2 separate regions of the Homo sapiens genome follow, and region 1 is linked to region 2. The links are chromatin loops, found by intact Hi-C in ENCODE. Cell type or tissue: IMR-90. All regions are shown on one strand. Links, peaks and the distances in the headings refer to the core of each region. The heading gives the core; the rest is flanking DNA.

What was found. Peaks named below come from ENCODE experiments on the same cell type or tissue, not always from the same donor. Only the 100,000 strongest peaks of a DNase experiment are listed, where the experiment ranks them.
Region 1: it touches region 2 in a loop (21-fold over the local background); 1 of 110 quality-filtered maps calls a loop at or near these places.

The regions. Positions count from the first base shown.
Region 1 is chr11:24,206,586-24,212,551 of GRCh38, reverse strand. No RefSeq gene overlaps it. Among named protein-coding and RNA genes, the nearest start is that of LINC02686, 58 kb to the left of the region's middle. In IMR-90, for the core only: no CTCF peak of the experiment used is centred there; no DNase peak of the experiment used is centred there.
Region 2 is chr11:23,954,211-23,960,176 of GRCh38, reverse strand. No RefSeq gene overlaps it. Among named protein-coding and RNA genes, the nearest start is that of LINC02726, 230 kb to the right of the region's middle. In IMR-90, for the core only: no CTCF peak of the experiment used is centred there; a DNase peak (open chromatin) is centred at 2,656; H3K27ac peaks cover 766 bases.

The DNA of each region.
Region 1 (5,966 bases), core at 380-5,379, 250 kb before region 2:
GTTCCCAGAGCCAGAGGATGCAAGTACTCCTGGGTCTCAGAGCCTGCCCAAACAGCCACCCACCTGCACAGCCGCTAAGAACCTTCCCAGCTCTGTGCTCGAGACCCAAGGCCCAGGTGGCATGGGCTTACGAGGGGACTTCCTGACCAACTGGCTGCAAGGATCCATGGGAAAAGTGTGGTTTTTCATGGAGCGGTAGCACAATCCCAGTAAGGGTCTGTTTTCTAGTTCACAGGCAGATGTCCTTTCATTGTAACCTCACGTAGCAGAATGGGAAGAAAGCTCACTGGAGCTTCTTTTATAAAGGCATGAATTCCATTCATGAGGCCTCTACCCTCACCTCTCAAAGGCCCCATCTACTAACATTAATTATAACATTGGGGGCGGGGCTAGTCTTCCACGTATTAATTTTGGGGATACAGAAACATTCAGTTCATTGCACTCACTTTAATAACCCAACTCTAAAAAAGTTTCTTCATTGGCACTTTATAGTTACTGATTTTTCTACTGCCTATTATCTTCCTCATAATTTTATTTTATTTCTATTGTGGTTTACATTCAATGATCCTTTAATAAAATGAATTATATTCACCTATCTTCCTAACTTCATTGTCTCACTCTGTCTGAAAATTCACCTAACAAACCTCCAATCTCAGTTCGGTAGTGGTACTCTCTCTTTTTTTCCCCGTGGACTTAGAAAAATACACAGTCCTACCAACTGAGTTGAATTTAAGCTTATGACCATATAAGCCATGAGAGGAGCCCATAAATTCTGCTATAATTAATCTGGTCCTCTTGACTATTTAAGGACTTTACACTAATAGTTATTCTACTTTCTCTTTATCATCTGTTTTTACTTGTTTACTAATCACCATTACTCTGTACAAACACTGTAATTGTTACAAAACCCTTCTGTGAATGCGCACCTCTGCCTACCTCCTACCTTCTGTCATAACCACACATCCCCACTGATTTCCTCACAAATACCACAAACTAAACAATCTGTCTTTTCCCACAAATAGCTAATTAGTGATGAGTACTTGAAATCAGGTATGTGGTAAAAATAGAGGGGAGGGTCTTCATTCGCAAGTTTTATGACTGCTAAGATATTAATGTTGACAGGTCAAGAATAACCCTATAGCTTTTTATGTGCTTGCTTGTTTTTCCTGTTTTTAATATTATTCATAATAGTAAAATAAATATTAGAGTGCACAAAGTGTGGGAATTTTGTACTGTACAAATTACATTTCCCACAATTACCTTCCCTGTATGTTTCCAGGTTAAATTTGGCCACACGGTAAATATTAACCAGACTGTGAAGGCAGAAGGGAAGCAGCAGCTTTACTTTTAATTTGTAAGATAGTGGATAGTGACACCATTAATTGAGGCTGGAAATCATGAAATTGGAGTTGGGAATGATAAAGGAGTTTGTGGAATTGTTAATTCTTACATATCTGTGTAGCATCCAGATAAAGATACCAAACGTCACTTATCAGGATAAAAAATACGTTTTATTTTTAGGATAAACAACTCTTAATTTTCCAGAGACTGTCCCATTGTAGCACTGAAAGTTCAGCATCTCAGGAAACTCCTTAGTCTTGGGCAGATGAAGAGATGGTCATCCTAGTTTTCATTTTTAACAAATATCATCTTACAGGACAGGTCACATTGTCTAACTGGTGTCCCAAAAGTATTTTATTGAACAGAAAGTTCTAGAACAGTGCTGCTATTCAGTGAGTTAAAATGTAAGCCCTAAATGCAAGCCAGACATGCAAATTTACATTTGCTCATAGCCTCATATTTTAAAAAGTTTAAAAAATCCTATTAGTTTTAATTATATATTTAATATAGCCTTGAATATTCACAATATAACTATTTTGACATATAATTAATATAAAATTATGGTAATATAGATAGTAATGAGATATTTTCATAAGTCTTTGAAATCCAATGTGTATTTCACATTTATATGTCATCTCAATTCTGATTAGCCACATTTCAAGTGCTTAATAGTCACATGTAGCTAGTGGCTATTAGCATAAATAACATCATCTTTCTGGAGAAACCTATGACAGAACAGATGTGTTCAAAATGAACTAATTGGCCTATTTTTGGCACGGAGGTAGAGTACATAAGAGAATGGGGTATAAAATTAGACAAATATGCTTAAGTTCTTCCTTACTATTTACTGGCTGGAAGATTTCAGGTGAAAATTTTAAATTTTTCCAAGTTTCAGATTGTATATGTTATGGTATATAATGTGCCTAGCACTACAAAACATATCATTAATAGCACATGTTAGATTATCCTATTATTTTTGCTATTTTAAAAATTGTTTCTGGAAGCAGGAAGTAAAAGAAAGAAAATCTGGTTGATCATGGGGTGGCCAACATTAAAGCCAATACTTCCCAATGATGGGACAATAGCGGGCCTTTATTACTAAGACTTATTTTCAATGATTATGTGAATTAACTAGGCAGTAAGAAAAATATAAAACACATTGTACTCAAATTGGAAATTTAATTTAAATATTTGGGTTATAGTAGAATTCATTTTGAACTTCTCTCATTTTATCTCTCCAAAAATGTGAGAGTTGGTTATTACTTAAAACTTTTAGATATCCATTAAACAGTGTACATACTGGGTAGCAGCAACCATCATCACACTATTGCCAATTAATTTATAATTTCTATTAGCATAAGATGCATAGTATAAAGCAGTTAATAGATTATTTTAGTGATATACACTTATGTATCCAGACTTCAGTCCTTTATTTGTAGAATTTCAAGGGCCTATAAAGTGGTTGTTTTCTTTATTCAGCTTTAATTTACTGCATTTTTTAGGCTATCCACTATATTACAGTTCTGTGTGGATGTAAAATTGAAAAGCATTTTTGGATAACTTACTATTTTTGTTTTACTTTTTATGGGGTGTACGTGCTATTGTTTTACATGCAATGATTGCATAGTGGTCAAGTAAGGGTTTTTAGGGCATCCATCTCCCAAATAACATTCATTGCACTGATTAACCATTTTCTTGTCATCCTCCCCTCCTCCAAGCCCCTACCCTCACTTTTCCAAGTCTTCGTTATCTGTCACTCTACTCTCTACATCCATCTGAACACGTTATTTGAGCATCCATTTATGAGTGAGAACACGAGATATTTGTCTATCTGTGCTTGGCTTGCTTCATTTAAGATGATGACCTTCAGTTCCATCCATGTTCCTGCAAAAGACATGATTTCATTCTTTTATTGACTGAACAGTATTCTATTGTGTATATATACCACATTTTCTTTATTCATTCACCTGTTGATGGATGTTTAGGTTGATTCCAAATCTTTGCTAGTGTGAATGGTACCCGAGATAAACATATGAGTTCAGGTATCTTTTTAATGTATTGATTTCTTTTACTTTGTGTAGATAAGCAGTAGTGAGATGGCTGGGGAAAATGATAGCTCTAAACTTACTCTTGAACGCAAGCTAAAATAGATGTATTTAATCAAATTTAGAACATCTTATAGAGTGCATTCTTATCAAAATTTATTAAATGGTTCCTATTTTCTCTGCATTTTGTCATATTCTAGAGCTACACAGACGAATAGGGATTGAACTTGATCAAGGATGTCATAGACAAGTAAAGGAAGAAACATCCGTAAAACACAGTCATATACACACACATCTCCAAAATCTTAAAACCTGTAATCAGATTATAGATGTTTAATTAGAAAAGCTATGTGAAGCACAATGGACAGAAGTATTAATGTTTGCAGGAGGTATCTGGGAAATCCACAGAGGGGATATAACTTTTCTATAACTAGAGTGGTTACCATTATGCATGAAGCACCAAAAAAGAGAGTGGGGTAGTGAAAAGAACATATCATACCAAGGGAGTAGCCTCAACAAAGCTCAGAAGCTAGAGAGTGCATGATTTGTTCCTGAGCAGTGAGTAGTCTTATGCGGTTAAAAATATAAATTTTATCATCTGTAGCAATTTGAAATGAGGATAGAAATTTCATCTTGGTTCATTTAGTAATGTGGCTGAAATGTAGAGGCCTCTCTCTAGTTTCACTTTCAAAAATATAGGTTGTTTCTTCTCACCTAGTTCATACATTTTCACTGTCTTTTCATAAAGTGCTAAACTCTAGCAATTTAGGGCCCCCTTTTTCATGATATATTTAAGCATAATTTTTACTAAAGTAATATTAGTTGTAAGAGTATATATATATAATACATTAGACAACATATATTTACTTATAAATACATTATGTTTATAAAGATACACAGAAATGAAAGCATTCAAACTATACAATTTTTTCTTTTTCTGAGATAGTCTCACTCTGTTGCCCAGGCTGGAGTGTAGTAGTGTGATCTTGGCTCACTGCTGCAACCTCCACCTCCCAAGTTCAAACAATTCTTGTGCCTCAGCCTCCCAAGTAGCTGGGATTACAGGCATGTACCACCATGCTCGGCTATTTTTTTATTTTTTATATATATTTTTTGTATTTAGTAGAGATGGGGTTTCACCATGTTAGTCAGGCTGATCTCCAACTCCTGACTTCAGGTGATCCACCCACCTCAGCCTCCCAAAGCTCCGGGATTACAGGCATGCACCACCACGCCCAGCCCGAGGCTTTATATTTTATTCTAAGAACACGAAAGATTAAAGAGGTGATGGTGCTGCACTGTGATTTCCAGTGTACTTTACTAAAGGAATATGGATTTCATAAGAGCTGGTCAAAGGAAGTAGGTCCTGACCTAAAGCAAAGAGTCTTGGATCTCCAACCAGTTTATTCTTTATTTGCAAGATCTTCCCCTTCGGCACAGATTTCAAGAAATCATATTCCAAAGATAGCCCTGCTAAGGGTTAGAGGCCTTAATCTGTCAAGAATAACAATCTTTCTCATTTTCTTGTTCATATAGTGTGCCGTCAGCCATTTTACTTTCGAAGAATTCCAAGACACGTTGCATTATTTACTTCTGAGCCTAGTATGTGTTTTTATGTTCCCAATTATTTTTGCACAAATTTTAATATGGATAACTTCTCCACCTGTGTCAAGAAAGGAAGTACCTGGCTTTTAAATTTTTTTTCTAAAAAATAATTTATTAATTTTTAATTTTTGTGGGTACATAGTAGGTGTACATATTTTTGAGGTACATGAGATATTTTTATACAGGCATGCATTGCATAATAATCACATCATGGACAATGGGGCATCCATCTGCTTAAGCATTTATCCTTTGTGTTATAAACCATCCAATTGTGCTCTTTTAGTTATTTTAAAATGTACAACTAAATTATCTTGACTATGGTCACCCTGTTGGGATATCAAATACTAGGTATTATTCTTTCACTTGGCCGTTTTTATTGGCTTGCCAAATGTGAGCAAAGAGAGAAAGGTGAGGAATGGGTCTTAAAACTGTTACTTCTCAGACATCAAAAATAGATTCAGACTTTTATTACTGATTCACCTCAGAGTGGTTTTGCAGAAAACTATTATTAATTACCTAAAACAAAGATTTATTGTGAGTATAACACCATATAACCAATACTATAATGTAGCTGCATATATTTTCATCATGTTAACATTAGAACAATGTACACGTTACAAAAAATAGCCAAAGCAGATACTCTTTCCATTTGGAAAAGTCCTTGTGTTATTTTTCAGTTTTTTTCTATGTACTTCAGGGGACTACTACCATAGAGAAAAGAAGGAAAAAAAATATTTAGCTGAGGTCAAAAATCTAGCAATTTGAGTATGTAGGAGCTTGAGACTAGTTCCATCCAACCTCAGAGTTCATGCTCTACTGCTGATACAATGCTATATATTTTTTTTTTTTGACAATACTAGATATTGTTTTAATCACTGGGTTTCACTCTACTGACCTGAGGGGGACCATTCGTAAAAAATCTTGTAGAGGAGCAATATACATTTTGATTTGTTTGCTCTTTATTAATTGTCTTTG
Region 2 (5,966 bases), core at 376-5,375:
TCTAGCATAAAGGAGGTGTGTGCCTAGCACTATGGGAGCAGAGAGCAGGAAGTGATGCTTGACCTGATTCCTGAAAAACATGAACAGAAATGAAAAGCGTGGTAAAGTAGGAAACATGCTTCATTCTTCTCAGTTTTTCTGAATTATCTGAGATAAATTTCCACCTCTTATGAAAAGCTTTCTATATGGACCACCTACCTACCACACCTACATACTCTGCCTATTCATTGCTAAAGATGAACTTTTGATGCTTCAATCTAAAGGCAACCTTGCCACTTGAACACTAGATTCATTCACTATTCAAGGACAATGACAAGCACTTCTCCTGTCTCTACTTTAATGATTACTTTTTACTCTGCATACAGGTCATTTTTATCAGCTTAGAGACATAGGCCAAAATAGGTACAAATGTGTGTTTTTATATGAGGGGATGCTTGGTAACAACAGCAACAAAATCCTGGTAGCTTATTTCACCTCTTGTGAGTCACATCTACCTCGCAATGCTAGAGGGATTTTGTATTTAAATGCTAATTTTCCACAGAATGATACTATCAACAAAGAGAGGTATGCAAGAATGAAATGCAGACCGCCTTGAATTTATACTTGTCCTTTAGTCGTGATTAAGCTCCATGCATAATAAATGGCTCTTAAAGACACATTTATAGTTTTTACTACATACAAAATATGTGAGGCTGAAAGATTTGAGACACAATAGGTGTCTTCAACTGAGAAAATAAGAAAGAAAGGGAACCAGAATGAATGTAGGTTATAGTTAATATTATTACACATCTGGGGTTATAGATCATAGCAGGAGGTTTGGATTCTAATGACTGATTTTTCCCAACTCTTGGATAACTTCTCGGAGTGTTCTTGGAGCACAGGAAACAATACTCCAAAGTGAAGGCATCAGACTCAACTCAGGAGCCAAGTTTATCTGCAAACTTCTTCTGCCCTCCTTTCTCTGACCTCTCATTCTTTCCCAAGGCTACCCATAAAAACTAGAGTCTTGCTTTTCCAAGGTGGATTATAGAAACCAGAGCTCCTTTTCTCCAAAGCCAATGATAAAACCTAGAAATATTATTCTACCTTTCCTCCACCTTTTTGTGTAAGAAGAACTGGTCACAAAGAAATTTACTAATCTACCTTGTTTGATAGTGGGTCATAAGATCCACATTCCAGGAAGTGTCCTGCCCCATACCCAGGAGGGACAAATGCCACACAGAGAGACCAAGAAGAATCTGAACAGGTAGGCCATGCTGAGTTTCCCCATTCATTCTATTAGCATTAAAGCATTCCCTTTTTGCAGTCACAGTTCTACATGACTGCAGAATTCTTCACTGAAACTAATCATAAAAAAATTGTTAGTTTTCTCTGTATCTTTGGGTGTTCATTCTGAAGGTTCCCATGTCACCATAAAATCAGGATCACATAAATTTGTTATGCTTTTCTCTTGTTAACCTGTCTTTTGGTATAGGGGTGTCAGCTGTGACCCTTATGATGGGTCTCTACATCGCATATCTACAATGCCTTTCATATATGGGACCAGGAATAAGAATACTGAACTGAGGATAGACGGTGTTTAGAAAAACAGTAGTGTTTTGATGTATACCTGTTTTTAGTTTGTTTTGACCCTCAACTTAATGTCTATAGGCAGTTTTATAGTCATGTCAATGTCACATAGATTCTGAGTAACAATGATTAGTGACTACAGCATGCTTTCCACAATGTGCAAGGATTGTACTAAGTACACAGTTCTCTCACTTTAACATTAGGTCCGTTTTTAGAGAGTGTCATTCAGTGACATGTAACCATCATTCCTAATATACAGATCAGATAAGTTAGCCTCTAAAACATTTGTCACATTTGCACTGGCTTAAGCCCTATCCCAGAAAGGTATAATTTATTTATTTATTTTAATTAGCAGCCCATGCAGCAATTTAATTGCTATATATTTGCAGGAATGTAATGAAGATTAATGCTTGTTTATCAGATGCTTACTCACTGTGTGTTAGATGCTAATGTAGGAATTGTAGATATTAAAATGGCTCAAATATTATTACTTATTTAAATGAATTTACTGTCATGTGGAATAACACAAATAATGTACATTATTAAAAATTATATATGGCAGTAATATGCGTACGTTATAGGCTTGATAAAATGCTGATGGGATGTTTACTCTCTATGGAGCTGTAACAGAGAACTTAATTCAGAAGAAAGAATATAAGCTGGGTCATGAAGAATGTGTTTACTTTTATCAAGTTTATAAAGAACAGAATTTTAGCTTTATTTCAGACTAAGCTAAAAGGAGCTTGCAGTTGACTTAATTCAGCTTCTTCATTTTAATTATAATGAAACAGCCAGAGTGGTTGTGGGACATAGGGAAATTATGAGGATTTTGAGATAGAAGCTGATTGCAACCCAGAAATATTCGTGGATTAATCATCTTTCTGTTATATAAATTGTACACCTCTGAATGTAAGAAAGGATGCTGACAGTTTTTTTTTTTTTTTTGAACCTCACTGTTTGTTTCTTTCCTGATGACTGTTCACTTCTTTACTAACAAAACTATCACTTTATTTTCTTTTTGTGTCCACTCCTATGTGGCTGGGGGTAAATTCTGATAAGCGGAAATTCCTTTATGCTTCATAACAGTTACTTTGAGGAGAAATATGTGATGCAATTCTGCTCAATATGATGTGACAGAAAGACTTGTGAGGATGGCTGTTCTGTAAAGCTTTTATTCCGGATAAAAGTATGGCATGTCAGTCTGGGTTCCATCAGAGGAAAAGAACAAAACGAGCAAAATATACAAATGAGATTTATTGTAAAGAATTGGGTTACGTAATTGTAAGGGTTGTCTAAGGAAGTAAAAAATGTATAGGGAAGGCTGTCAGGAAATACAGGCTGGAATCTCTCGGTCAGGAGCTGATTCTGCAGTTTGCAGGTAGAATTTCTTCCTTCCTCAGGGAATATTCATGGTCATTCTGAAGGCCTTTCAGGTAATTGGATGAATCTCACTGATTATTCCTGATAATCTCCATTACATAACTTATTGTAGATGCTAGTCACTTGTACAAAATACCTTCAGGGAAACACCTAGGTTAGTGTTTGACCATAAAACTGAGTACTATAGCCCTGTTAAATTGACACATAAAACTGACCATCATATATGGGGGCTAAAAGGTTTTCTGATGAAAGTATTCTTGCAAGGCCTGGAATTTTGTTAGTTCTCTTGGAGCCATTGGGTGAGTTAAACTGATACACCAAACGTGTCAAGAAAGAAAGATGGAAAGAAACTGGGTCCTTGATGACATTGTTAGGCTACTGACTTAATTAATCCTGCGGCTGCCTTTATATGATGGTAAAAATGATTTTCTTTTCAAGCAAAGTGAGTCAGAATTTAGTGTTGCTTGTGGCTAAGAGCATCCTGTTACACTGTACTCCATGTCATGCAGTAGGAACAAGCTCAAAAATAAGTATTAAATCACAAAAATTTGTAAAATCACTAAGTTCTTGCATTATTTTTTTTCTAATGAACTTTATCGGTGAATGAAAATGGTCTCAGCTTAATTTAAAAATTCCACCCAACTTTCTGGTCTCATTTGTTTAATTGTAAAATACTATCATGATTTGTGGTAAGTTATTTCATCAGTGAACAATGATTTGAGCTCCCTTATTAACTACAATATTCGCCTTTGGGACTATCTTAATTAGTGAAGTCCAAAGACACTCCTATCGGCATGTGGATTGAGTTTGAAATTAAAAGTAAAAGTTAAGAAGGGTGTTAAACATTAGTAAATGAGGAGACAGTAAGTGCTTGTCTGCTGAGAATTACCCTGCAGGCTACCCTGCAGGTGATGGTCTTCACTAAAGAAAAAGAGAAATCTGCTGGACATCAAAAGACCAGTTATCTACAACTGGAACTGCAGTAGACAGAAAGAATGATGCAAAATCGACCTGTGACTCAAATATACATGTAGACCTATATACATTATATCCATATACTTACATGTAATCTAGGCTCATATCCGGGCTGACAGATGTGTTACTGAAAAAAATTACTCAAAATTTTTAACAGTGGTTATCTCTTGGTGTGTGGAATATATTTTATATATTATATTCTTCTTTATCCTTGTCCATATTTTCTGTAATAGTAGTTAATATTATAATGTGTAAATATTATTTAAGTGAAAACTCATGATGGGAACTGATACTCAGCATGCTGTAGATTTCCCAAATATGTCCAAATATTTTTTTATTAATAGTTCAGATACTGGAATCAGAATTAGGTAACAATTCTGGATCTACTACCTATTAACCAAGGAACACTGAGCTAGTTACTTTGCTATACCTCAGTTTTCTCATTTATAAAATAGAATAATAATGACAACTTGCTCATATTGTTGTAGTGAGGCCATGAGATAATGCACGTAAACTACATAGTAAAGGCTCAACAAATAGTAGACATTTTCTTGGTGTTGCCATTGTTCCTTGTGTTATAAATGAATTCCATAGAGAATAGGGTCATTTCTGTAAAAAATACACATGCTTAAAATCTAAAGTTGTAAGCACTGCAGCAGAATGTTAATGCAGTATGTTTCCAGGAACACTAAACCCCTCTATAATACCTAGACTTCGTTCTCCACTTGACGCATAACCATAGTTATTATCATAAACCTAATCACAAGGGCCCAGGTACATTAGTTGGGATCTATAATGAGAAACCTTCCCTCTCTGAGCTGCAGCTTGTCAATTCTCATAATTAGCTAAGTGACTAGTATCTCAGGTCCTTTGTACTTCTAAAATCCTTATTTCTACAGTTTTTCCCAGTTTAATAAGAAAAAAAGAAAACAGTAACAACTCTGAATGGAGAATAAAATTGCAGGTGAGAGAATCAACACATTTCTAAGTATTTATCAAGCAGCTGCCATTCAGGAAATCCTTTTCTATATAAAAAGGGGAGTGCACATGCCAATATTCCCCCTTTTACCGCAATAATGTAAAACTATCCCCTCAACACACACACACACACACACACACACACACACACACGTTATAGGCCGAGTTCTTATTATTTGAATTGTATCAGCTGGTAAAAGAATTGTAGATCTCTACACAAAATGACATTTGTGCTTTGTTTTTAGTAGTTTTCTGTGGCAAATATGGAGCAGTTTACACTGTCAGAAGAAATAGAATTGTGCTTATGTTTCACATCCTACATAGTTTATCTCACTGGTTTCATGTTGGTGCCAGGTGTGGGTGATGGCAGTCTGTCATGCTGCACTGACACAAGCTATTGACTACTGAGACATTCACAAAAGTATTCAATACTTAATAACACTGTCCTGATTTGACTTGCAGGAAATTTATATGTATACAAATTTTGTGCAGTAGAAACGAGAGGGATTTTTTAGACACTTGGGCTAAGGTATAAGCCTAGATAAACTTAAGTAACTTTAACTGTGATTTGGCTTCTGTGAGCCTAGTTTTTTTAGTTTTTTTTCTATAAGTATAATGCTGACCAACTTTTAAAACTGTGAGGCTACAATAAGTAACTTAAAAAGAGCCTCTAACATGCTTCTGAGACATCATCAAAACATGTTGACTTTCTTTTCTTTCTCAATTGCTTGTATTACTTAGCAGCCTAATACGTACATGCATACACATAAGCATGTAGAGCTATTGCTACATTTAAGTATGTGTTATACTTTGGGGCTTTTTGTATGGTTATTTTAAATTTTCCAAACAAAGCATTCTCAGATCTTTGGAATACCAAAGTGAAAAACAGACAGTAGATGGTGAGTTCAGAGAACATATGTTCCAGTGAAAATTATAAAACTTTCATTTTTTTGTAACTCAAAAATGTTGAATACTGGCAATTGTATATGGTTCCATCTAATTAATTACATAGCCTATGATATCTGTGTTTGTAAAAAGCTGCAAGTTAGAGAAAAAGCATGCTC